3 separate regions of the Mus musculus genome follow, and all the other regions are linked to region 1. Evidence: chromatin contacts called from ENCODE Hi-C or POLR2A ChIA-PET data. All regions are on one chromosome and are shown on one strand. The core of a region is the stretch at or near the end of the contact, and the rest is flanking DNA. Distances in the headings are between cores, read along the strand shown.

Region 1 (3,428 bases), core at 487-2,986:
CTGACCAAAGGCAGGAGGGGAGGGAGGTATGGGTAGGGTGGCTGGGCAGCTTCCTCAGGACTAGAGATGCCAGGCATTCCGCTTGCACATTCCGGGTACATCTGGTATGAATTCCAGGCTGTCTGCCGGCCCCTCCACGTCTGAACTTTGTTCCAAGTTCCAAGCCCCGCCCCCACAGTTCCAACGCATGAATCAGCAGTAAAAGCCGGGGCCCTACAGCATGGCTCAGGGAGGGGGCTGGGGGCGTGGCAGGCTAGAGGGCTGGGAGCCCGAGAGGGTGGTTCTGCACAGTCAGTCCAAGGACATGGCCACTGCCAGATAGAAGGGCCAAGGAGACTTTGCCTTGGGATTTCTATTTTCAGAGAGTGGAAAGATTACACTAGGGTGGGCAACTTTCAAATTCCAAAAGCCTCTTGGGAAGTATAAACTTTGTCGGATCTTCCTTCTCCTAGGTGATCAGTCTCTGTCCACTTCTCTCTGCCCAGGATAGCTCTGTTCAGGCCACAGGGTTCACTGGCTGCTGAGAGTTTGTGCCAAGCAGGTGCCCTTGGCTGCGGGGCGGGGTGGGCCCAGGGCACTGACCCTCTGACCAGCTGCTCCATCAACTCTCTGGCACCATGACAGCTTCTAGCCTACTCTAACAGCCAGGGTGACAGGCCAAATGAGTTGGAGACTGAAACTAGGGCCAGAGGGAGGTGGGAACGTTAGCCTAACCGGAGGCCGTGGGGAGGGGCCAAGAGTTGGCCAGGAGGTGGGGAGAGAGGGAGCCCAGCGATGACTAACCCAGGCGCCCCACCCAGCCAGCCGGCTTCCCAGGCAGTCAGGCCAAGCCCGGGCTAGGGGCCTCTCTACCGGACATACTAGGGGGGAGGTGCAAAGGTGACCTTCTCTCTGTCCAAGACAGCCAGTTAGGCTGGGAGGGGGGGTGCGGGTAGAGTTTCCAGGCACTCCTCCTGTCCGCCCCCCCAACCTCCGCCCAACCCGCGGTGAAACCCTAACCTTTGGGTTGCATAAGGCCTCCGCACCGCCGCCCCCTACTCCTTTCCCCTCCCCCCTTACATAACATCCCCGGGAGGGAACGAGAGGAGGGGCCGGACCGCCCAGCGACCCCTTCCCTGCCAGGGACTTGAACTGGCCCTGACCCAGTCAGCGCCGGTAGAGGCAATGCACCTCCGCACCCCTCGCTCGTCCAGATCCTCCCTAGGCTAAATGGTCAGCTCGGGCATCCTCAAACCAAAGGGCGTCGGGGTTAGACGCCCCCGGCCCTCTGGCCTCTCATATTCCTCCCCAGTTACTTCTCCAAACCTTCTGCCACGACTCCTGTCCGGGACTCTCTCTTTAAACGTCCAGACACACTACTCGGGAGAGTCCAGGCTCCTCTCCCAAGAGCGCCCCTGTCCCCGCCGCCCCCTCTCCCCTCCCCCAGAAGGGCAGGGTGTGGCCGTCAGGACCCTACTTTCCCCATCACCCGGTTACCGCGGTTCCCCCCGGGATGACCGGGTCCCCAGATCACACCCACCTGATGCTGGGTGCGGGGGTTGCTGTGGACAGAGGAGCAAAATCACTGCGACCTGTCCGCACGGCCGACCGCTCTGTCTCTTCCCAGCGCCCAGCACACACCGGCTCCAGTCTCCGATCAGCTGGCGGCGTCGTGACGCACGAGCTGCGAATGAACCACCCAGGGCCAATCACCGCCCATTGCTGGGCAACGTGACCACACCCACTCGGGGGCGCCAGCACCTCTGCTTACTCCCGCCCATTCAGGCGTCTGGGCTCTGATTGGCAAGGAGGCCACCCCCTTGCCTGGAGGAGCTTCTCTAAGCCACGCCTACCAACTAACCAACTGGCCAATGGCTGAAAAGGTGTGGCTAACCCTCGGCCTAGGCGACTTGCTTAGACCAGCTTTACGTCAAACTACAGTTTAAAGAGCAGAAGGAAGTATAGGCGTGTATTTTTGCAGTGCATTCCGGTCAATGAAGTTCTTACGGTGACACTCAGCTTCCCAGAATGCAGCGCGCTCTGTGAGTTGGCATTTTTAAACTGATCTCTGACTCGGTCGCGGGGAAGTCCTTAAAGGGCTACAGCCCCTCCTTCTTGGAACTTCTTTTAGCCTCAAAACTGATTCACAGGAGGCCTGAGCTAAGCGAAGGTGGAGCACGCGAAGCAACAGGAGTGAGTAGAACTAAAGATGGAAGCCAGCCACCGATGCAGCAGAACACCCGAAGTCTTTTTTTTTTTCCACAAATAGGACTTTTTTTTTTTCGGGGTATAGGGACCACTGTCACTCGCACGGCCCCAGTCTTCACTGGAGAGCTAGCTCGAGGTCTTCGGGGTATAGGGACAAATGTCACCCGCACAGGCCCAATCTTCACTGGAGGTCTAGTCTATCCCTCGTGGGTTTAGTGAAATCTTTTCTAGTGAATGTCTCGTCTTAGTCGCTGAAGAGCCCACGGCTTCTCAAGGGGCACGTTCTTAACAAAGGATTCGCCCTCACTTTTAGAGAGGAAGCGTCTTTTTAAAAATTAGGGGAAGATCTTTACCAAAGTAGTATCAACCAGAAACCCGGTTCTAAGATTAACACCCATTCAGTCCCGCCCTCCGAAACGCTTCTCTGACTCAGGCCTACTTAGGGAAGTGATTTCAAAGGTGGAGACCAATGAAGAGGCGGCTCCTTCCCTAGGGGCCAATCAGAGTCTGAAAGGCGGGGGATGGGCAAAAACCGAAATGAACCCAATGACTTGGCAAAAGCTGCTGAATTGCTTATTTAAAGGGACAAGACTGGGACCACCTCTTCACTCCCTCCCCACCCCCAAAGAGAAACTTGTGGCCTGGGGTTCTTGACTTTTGAGTCATTTCTAAGAGCATCTAAGCTTTCTAAGTGAGAGCATCTGAGACAAAGAAATGAGAGGGAAGCCTGAGATAGCCGCTTCTGTGTTAAATTAAGTATGGGCTCCACTAAGGTGACTGCTGGGCTTGCTTCAAATCCTGAGTTCAACGTTCAGAATATTGTGTCTTTAAGGAGACTTCCTGCCTTCCGCCCCAGTAACAGCTGATTGTTCGACCCCAGGGGACGAATCAGCCCTAACCACATCCTCCTTCTTACGTGTCTGTCCTTCTCCATCTCCTTTTTTCTGCCCTTCCCCCTCAACCCCGCCATGGGTGGTAATGGAACCCCAACCATAGCGGGTAAAATGTATGCTTCTCATGATCTTTTCTTCATCAACCCAAGAGTGACGCCTCTCCCCAACATCTGTCCCTTACTTATTCAGACTTCTGAGGAGATTGGAATGGGAGATATTTCCTGTCACCACTGTCAGTTAGTGGGGAGGCCACTGCTGGGGAGCCTGTCCTGGCGGCCGGCTGAATGTGGGTGCTCCAGGGGCTCCTGCGGATGATGCAGGGAAACTGAGCCCAAGCCTAAACAAGAA
Region 2 (3,428 bases), core at 580-3,079, 190 kb before region 1:
TGACACCACGGTAGCGTTCCATATGCTGCCGGCTGTAGATCTGTAGGTCTCGGTAGGGATTGACAGAGACTAGGACAGGACCGATGTAGGTCTGGGGGTTGGGGGGGTGGGGGAGAAGGGTCAGAGGCTTTTCCTGAAGGTTCCTGCTGCCACCTTCCCCTAGGTCCTTGGGCCCAGCCGTGCTCATGGCACTCACATAAATGAGGTTCTCCCGGAACCGCCGCCGGAGGTTCTCAATGAAGGCAGCCTCACTGGTGAAATTCTCCAGCAGGACAAAGTCCTGCACCCCTACCCGGTCTCGGGCAGTCAAGGCGCTCTCCATGGTCACTCGAACCCCGTCACTGCCCAGGGCCTGTGAGGAACCAGCCACAAGACGCTGTCAGAGTCTGCAGGTTAAAGTCTCGTTTCCTACCCTGCCTGCAGGATGTAGAAGGCAGGGACACTTTGGACACAGGCTACAGAACATGTTCCGGACATATGGCTGGGTTGCAGGATGCTGGAATGCAGATAAGAGACCCTATGGGACATATGGACCATGCACACAGCCCATAGGAGCACAAAGGGCCCAGCAGACACTGAACGACTGCATGGAATCCAGGGCAGCGGCATTTTGAGTTGAGGAAGGTGGGACATGACAAGGAGCTCCTAGGAACGGCAGAAAGAATGCTGGTGTTGACCTTGGACAAACCTCCTCCTTTCTCAGGACTGCTTCCTCTTCAGAGAACAGGAGTGGGTTAGTTCAGGTGACCTCAAATCCCAGCTACGTGTTACAGGTGCTTTGGAGGACAAACGGTTCAGAGGGAATTCTGCAGACAGGGAGGGGCCATCTCTCCAACTCCCATCCACCCCAAATTCCCAGAAGTAGAAGTTGTTTAGGGATCAAGCCAGAGCTCACGTCCTAGGAGAGGGTTTCCCCATGGGCCACCACCTCAGCTGGACTTGATGCCCACCCCAGAAGCGGGTGGCCTGCCCTCCCTCAACTGGAGCCACTCCCTCCTCTCCAGCTGCTAGGCTTCCCCCCCCGCCCCCCCTCCTCCCGCAGCTCCTCCACCGTTGAGAAGCCTCAGGAGGTGGAGGGTTCTCCCAGGGGAAACCCAGCTGCCACCCAAGGGTGGGGCAGGTACAGGCTTAGCTAGACCCTCAAGCCGCGTCTTAAGCAGAGCTTTCCTTTCAAAGAGGGCCTGCAGATCTAGAAAATGCTGGGGTAGGGGGGTGTCAAGGAAGAGGAAGGTACTGGGAGCCGCTGTAAATTCCAGGGAGGTCACCAAGTCTCCCCTGACCCTGGTTTCTAGCCCTAGTTGCTCAGTTCTCTGCTTCTCCGTCACCCCTCAAGTCCAGGGCCTGTCTCCCTCAGACCTGCCCACCCCTGACCCACCCAGCCCGAAGCTGCTGCCAAACACCACCGCAGCCAACGCCCCCTGGTCCTCAAGTGGGAGGGGTCTTAGCCATCACCAGGGGCGACCACATGGTCCTGGGTTCGAGCGTTCTGCAGCCCTCTCCGCCTCGGCCTCCTGTTCTAGCAACTTTCAGGGACATCTTCCACCGAAATTCCTGGGCCGCGCCCGCTTCAAGGCCGGCCCTGGAGCGCCGCGGGCCACCGAGAGATACCCTGGACCCCAAACCTGCCCGCGCCCATGCTCACCGATGCCCGGTAGCGCATCCTGCCGGACCCGGCGCCCCGCTCCGCTGCCCGCGCCTCTTGGTCTGTACTCGGCCGCGGCGTAACCGAGGGAGGGGCCAGCCCGCCCCCTGCACCGCCCCTTGCAGGCCCCTTGGCTCAGGGGGCTCGGAGTCCCGACCCTAGGACCCACTGCAGCCGGCCTGGCCGGGCTGGGTGGGAGGGGGTTCGGGACCTAAGAGGGGGCGCGCGAGGGGCGGGGCCTCCTGCGTGCCGCGGGCTCCGCCTGAGTCAGGTTTTCCAGGAGGAACGTCGTTAGTTCCAGGGTGGGGCCCGGAACCCGCGCGGCCGCCGCGTCTACACAGCTCCGGAACTCACTTCCGGGCTCGTGTCTACAGCACGGGGCTGGACACCCCGCGCGAGACGAGGGCTGAAGCCCGTGGGTCACCGGGGAAGCAGGATTTCTCTCCCCACCCCCAACCTCGAGTCCCGGGAAAGTTAAAAATAGAACGAAATGTCCAAATACGGCCGGCGCCCCGGGACAGGCGGAGCCTCTGTACGGGACACTGTCCACCCCCATACACACTCCCAAAGGACTGGCTCCATTCTTTAAATCCTTAGAAAAGAAATTGTTTGAGACAGGGTCTCTTTACGGAGCCCAATCTGGCCTGGAACTCAAGATGCCTCCTGCCTCAGCCTCCTGAGTACTAAGATTACAAACTTGTGCCAAGAGAGCCAGAAGAGAAACATCTCTTGAAAGATCTCTTCCCTAGCTAAGAAACAAATCCTAGGGTCAGAGCAGGGTGCCCTTTTTGACCCAGCATGACCCCTAAAGAAGCCTGTTTGCCGAGTAGGCAGCACCCTTCTGACTTTCCTACGTGTGCAGCCAATAACCTTATGTTCCAGCCTGAATATCCTCCGGACTCAGTGCCCTGCCCCATGGGCTCCTCTCCTCTCTTCCCTTCTTTCTCTTCCCTCTGGATCTCCGCTCTTCCCTGAACACAGGCCATCAGCTGTCTTCCTTGTCTGTCCAGCACCCTCGCTGGTTCTCTGACGACATCAGCCCTTTTTAGGCCCGAGAAGAGTGTGTGAGAGGAGTGGAGTGGACTTTGGGTCAGTTGCCACCTCTTGTGGCATATGGATGTCTACGGTAAAACAAAACAACAACAACAAAACCAGCCTGGCCTTTGCTTACTAGCAGGATGATGATCATGAGTAAGTGCCTTAAGAGGCCGATTGGCTGATACTTGCCAGAATTGTTGGGTTGCCTGAAATGAAGCACTGACCAAGCCATCAACACCACTACTACCCTCTTCCTCTTTCATTCTACACGCACTGAGGGACTTGGGGGAGAGTCCAATCTTCTTGTCTAGTGAAGAAAGCGTCCGCCCCTATATCTACCATTTGCAAAGGGTTCTCAAGTGCCTTATCTATTCCTCGCCCTTTGTAAGGAACCTGAAGCATATACCGAGGGTATACACTTGGTCTAGGGAGGATAGGGGGAGTAAGAACCCAAAGCACCAAAGCGCCCCACCCCTTGGACGGGGACTCCCTGGGGAGGAGGTGAGTCTGCGACAGGTGCTGCCTTGCGGCCTCAAGGGGAAGGATGGTTCATTACTTCGTGAACAACAGCTCGAGCCACAACCCGGGGGTGGGGGTGGTGTGCGGCGCCAGCTGGGGAACGAAGCCCTTTGGAGCGGGCCAGGGGAATGGGTGCTGCAGGTGGAAGATGGGTGAAAGACAGGGCAAAGGGGAGCGCCCTTTACGATGCCCCCAGGTTTAAAAGCATAGAGAGGATACGACCTTCAGT
Region 3 (3,428 bases), core at 333-2,832, 170 kb before region 1:
AGACAGGAACCTATTAGCCCCTCCAGCTACAGAAACCTCACTCATCCTCTGTGGCCCAGTCAGCAACTCTGCATGCTTACTCCTCAACCTATGGGTTCCCAAGAGCACCGAGAGGGAATTGGAGGTTGACTGAGCATGGCCATGTGCTTCAGAGCTACGAGAACAGAAACTCAGAAAGAGAGAGGCTGACAGCGTATTCCCTTCCCCTCTCCTACCTTGCAGATCCTTGGCACACAACAAATCCTGCCAAGGCCTTCACGTAGCCTAGGGACAAGTTTCTGAGTAACAGGTTTCTTATTATCTGTCTCACGAGTCTACTCTCTCTTGGGACAAGTCGCCAGTTGGTACATAACATTCCAACCTCCGCTCTCCACAAGTCTCAGTATCAGGAGAAATAATCAACAGCTCTTAAATACCACCACATCCATCACAAGTTCAGAAAAGCGAAGACTTAGGGAGACCTTCAGTGAGGGTGTTGCTATAGCAACACTCCAAGAAGCCCAGACTGTCTCCAGGACAGAGCAAGCAGGAGCTCAGACTCTACAGATGAAACCTGAGTTCCAAGAATACCGAGGCACTGAAGCACAAGATCCCGCAGAGCCACCCAAAAAGGGGAGGGGGGCATTTCCTTCTCCACCAGAGCCTGTTCTTAAAGTGTGACTTGTAAACAAAACAAAACAAAAAAATTCCTGGTTAGCTTCAAGCAGCTCCCTGCCTCTCCCTATGAATATAAACAAAATAATACAAAAACCTTCCTCTCAAGTCCTCTGAGAGACTGTCATTTTGTCTGTTTACAGTCTCCCCCTGCTGTCCGGCAGGTAACCGGTTTCTTTACTCAGTGGCTCCTTGTATTCCCACTCTAAGTGGATAAAAAATAAAACTCGGGATTTGGCATCCCAATCCTCAACTTTGATGATTAGTAACAAATCCATGCACCGCGAATTACGCTCAATTGGACGATTAGCAGTGTTCCTCGTGATTTAAGAGCGGGCATGAGACCAGGCTTTACCTCGCTAAAGGATCTTATCTAAATCTGATTTCGGATTTCTAGAGATCACAGCCCGATCAAGAAGACCCCATGATGTACTGCTGAAAAACAGGAACAAAACTTCTAATCTACAACTGTAGGGGCAAATGTTGGTCCTTAGCAATCTAACCCTGTCTGCTCCAAGAATCAACTGGACACTTGCTTGGGGAGCATCTGCAGTGACCAACTCGGCAGCCAAAGTTTAGAGCGTGCATCAATCCTAACATAGCCCTTTCAGTACTGGCCTGACAGAATTCGGGTATCTAAACTAGGGCAGCCTTGATCCTACTGTGGTTTTGAAATCCAGCCCCACAAATCAGACTGGGCTGAAGACAGCTAACCGCCAGGAACCGACCGGCCTACACCTGCGTCCTCACCTGAGTGCAAAGCCTTTCGGTGCGCTCGGCCTCCTTAGACTCACAGCCGACATTATTCCCTCGCGGTAACCCGGTGTGTTCCTGTCTCCGTGCTGCATCTAGTGCGAGCCGGAGCAGCCCTTGGTCTCCGGTCTCAGCAGCACTGCTCCCTCCGGATTGTTTTTCTTCCGGATTCGGACTGCGCTTCGGCTTCCGTAGGAGGTGGATCCAGAGTGTCTAGGGTTTTGGGGTGCGGTTGGAGGACAGAGGCGGGGCTTTACAGCAGAGCGAACCGCCCAGAGGCGGAGCTGAGCCAGGCTCAGAGAGGCGGGCTCTACATGTCATCCACTCCCGACGCCATACCGCCGGCCCGGACGCGGGAGTGGGCGGTGGCGGGGCCACCTAGGCTCCGCATTCCCAGCCTGCTTTGCGCAAGGGCGCGGGCGTGAGGAGCGTTGAGGGCGGAAGTTGCTGCGGCTCGAGGACTCGGGCTGCTTCGTGATCGTCCCGCAGCGTACGGTCTTCGCTGTCGCCTGCCCACCCTCAGAAACCGGGAGTGGACAGGATGGGGAGCCTCACTGTAGTCTGTTCGGCCTCTCTCGCCCACACTATAAGTAATTTCTCATGTTCCTTGGCGCCCTCATAGGGGTCAGAGAACACTTCCATTCATTTAAGTGACTTGGTGATCGTCATTTAAAAAAATTTTTTTTTCCATCTGAGACAGTCTTGCTAGTAAGTACTGGGGCTTGTTATACAGACCAAGTTGATTTTCCGACCTCAGCTGAGATTACACCACCACGCCCAACTTGAAACTAGTTTTGCTGAATACAAAGCAAAATAATTTAGGATCCCCGAGAGCTATCAGTGAATGAAAAACAAGCCGTTGCTATTTGGTGTATATTCATGGTGACTGTTTACTTTGCCAGACACTTCGATTTATTATTTCCTTTAGATCTCTGGGTCTTAATTTTTGAGGGGTAGGGGGGATAGTGCATGGGGTTGTTTTTACAGTTATGACTTCCCCCAGGGAAATGGGAGTGTTGTTTTAGCACACTGTAGTACCAGCTACCCAGTGATGCCTCAAGAACCCACAAAAGCTCCACTACCTGAAATACATGTTCTGGAACCCGGTGTAGTGATGTTATTTCCAAAACTCACCGAGATTGGTTACTCCAAGTTTGAGTCCAGTTTGGGCTACCTTAAAGTTTCAGGGCATTCGAACTGTGCTGTGATTCATTCTCAAAATGGAAGGGAAGGGGACAACTTCTACCAAGTCTAACTAACCACCTGAGCTTTACCCCTGGATGGAAGACAAGAATCACAGTTGTAGCCATAAACACAGTAATAAAGCTGAAAGTACTGGAGAGGGCTCACAAGTTAAGAGCACTTACAGACCACTGAAGTTGGGTTTGATTCCCTTCACCCACACGGTGGCCCATAATCATTCTAATTCCAGTTGCCCTTTCCCCTCTCTGGGTACTAAGCATGCCAGTGGTGCACATTAACCTCGTCCACTTGCAGTGAAATTAACAAACCTGGTCTAGTATTCTCATTAGGCCAAGCTAGCCTCAAACACAGAAAGATCCACCTGCCTTCCAAGGGCTGGGATTAAAACCCCGTGGCACCATGCCTTTAAACAAGCTTTTTATTTCTATTGTGCGTGTGTGCACGTGCACGCCAGCATGTGCACCAGAGTGCAGGTCTGGGAGACTTGAAGCATCAGGTTCCTCTGGAGCTGGAGTTCTAGGCAGTTGTAAACTGAGATGTCGGTGCTAGGAATTGAACTCGGCTCCTCTAAAAGAACAGTACATAACCGCCGAGCCATCTCTCCAGCCCCCAGAGTATGATTTTTTTCTTCTTTATTTCTGAAGCCCAGGCATGCTCTTCCTGGTGCTTTGGGTTTTTTCATTCTTTCTACCCAACCTTGTCACCATGTGACTGCTCAAAAGGGAGACTTCTTTCAGGCAGTTGCCAAGATTTACAGTTTGCTTGCCCTGTTGTTTTTCTCCTGAAACTAATAAAATATTTTAAGTCCATGACTTAAA

What was found. Hi-C counts contacts between places; a loop is a spot of excess contacts on that map. ChIA-PET counts read pairs that join two places held with the same protein, here RNA polymerase II (POLR2A).
Region 2: a map of heart shows a loop between it and region 1 (2.8-fold over the local background). The contact joins the promoter of Myo1c here to the promoter of Mir22hg in region 1. A Hi-C loop is called at or near these places in 1 of 37 maps with a recorded cell type or tissue (heart). POLR2A ChIA-PET finds 5 or more read pairs at or near these places in 4 of 5 experiments (Patski and embryonic stem cell).
Region 3: POLR2A ChIA-PET joins it to region 1 with 19 read pairs in embryonic stem cell. The contact joins the promoter of Inpp5k here to the promoter of Mir22hg in region 1. POLR2A ChIA-PET finds 5 or more read pairs at or near these places in 4 of 5 experiments (Patski and embryonic stem cell).

The regions. Positions count from the first base shown.
Region 1 is chr11:75,459,847-75,463,274 of GRCm38, reverse strand. It overlaps Mir22hg (Mir22 host gene (non-protein coding)), which reads right to left and starts at 1,736. Exons shown (of 3, transcript NR_030711.1): 1 at 1,520-1,736.
Region 2 is chr11:75,654,416-75,657,843 of GRCm38, reverse strand. Myo1c (myosin IC) reads right to left here and starts at 1,829. Exons shown (of 32, transcript NM_001080775.1): 1 at 1,643-1,829; 2 at 197-352; 3 at 1-91. The coding sequence starts at 1,660.
Region 3 is chr11:75,629,174-75,632,601 of GRCm38, reverse strand. Inpp5k (inositol polyphosphate 5-phosphatase K) reads right to left here and starts at 1,582. Exons shown (of 12, transcript NM_008916.2): 1 at 1,405-1,582. The coding sequence starts at 1,502.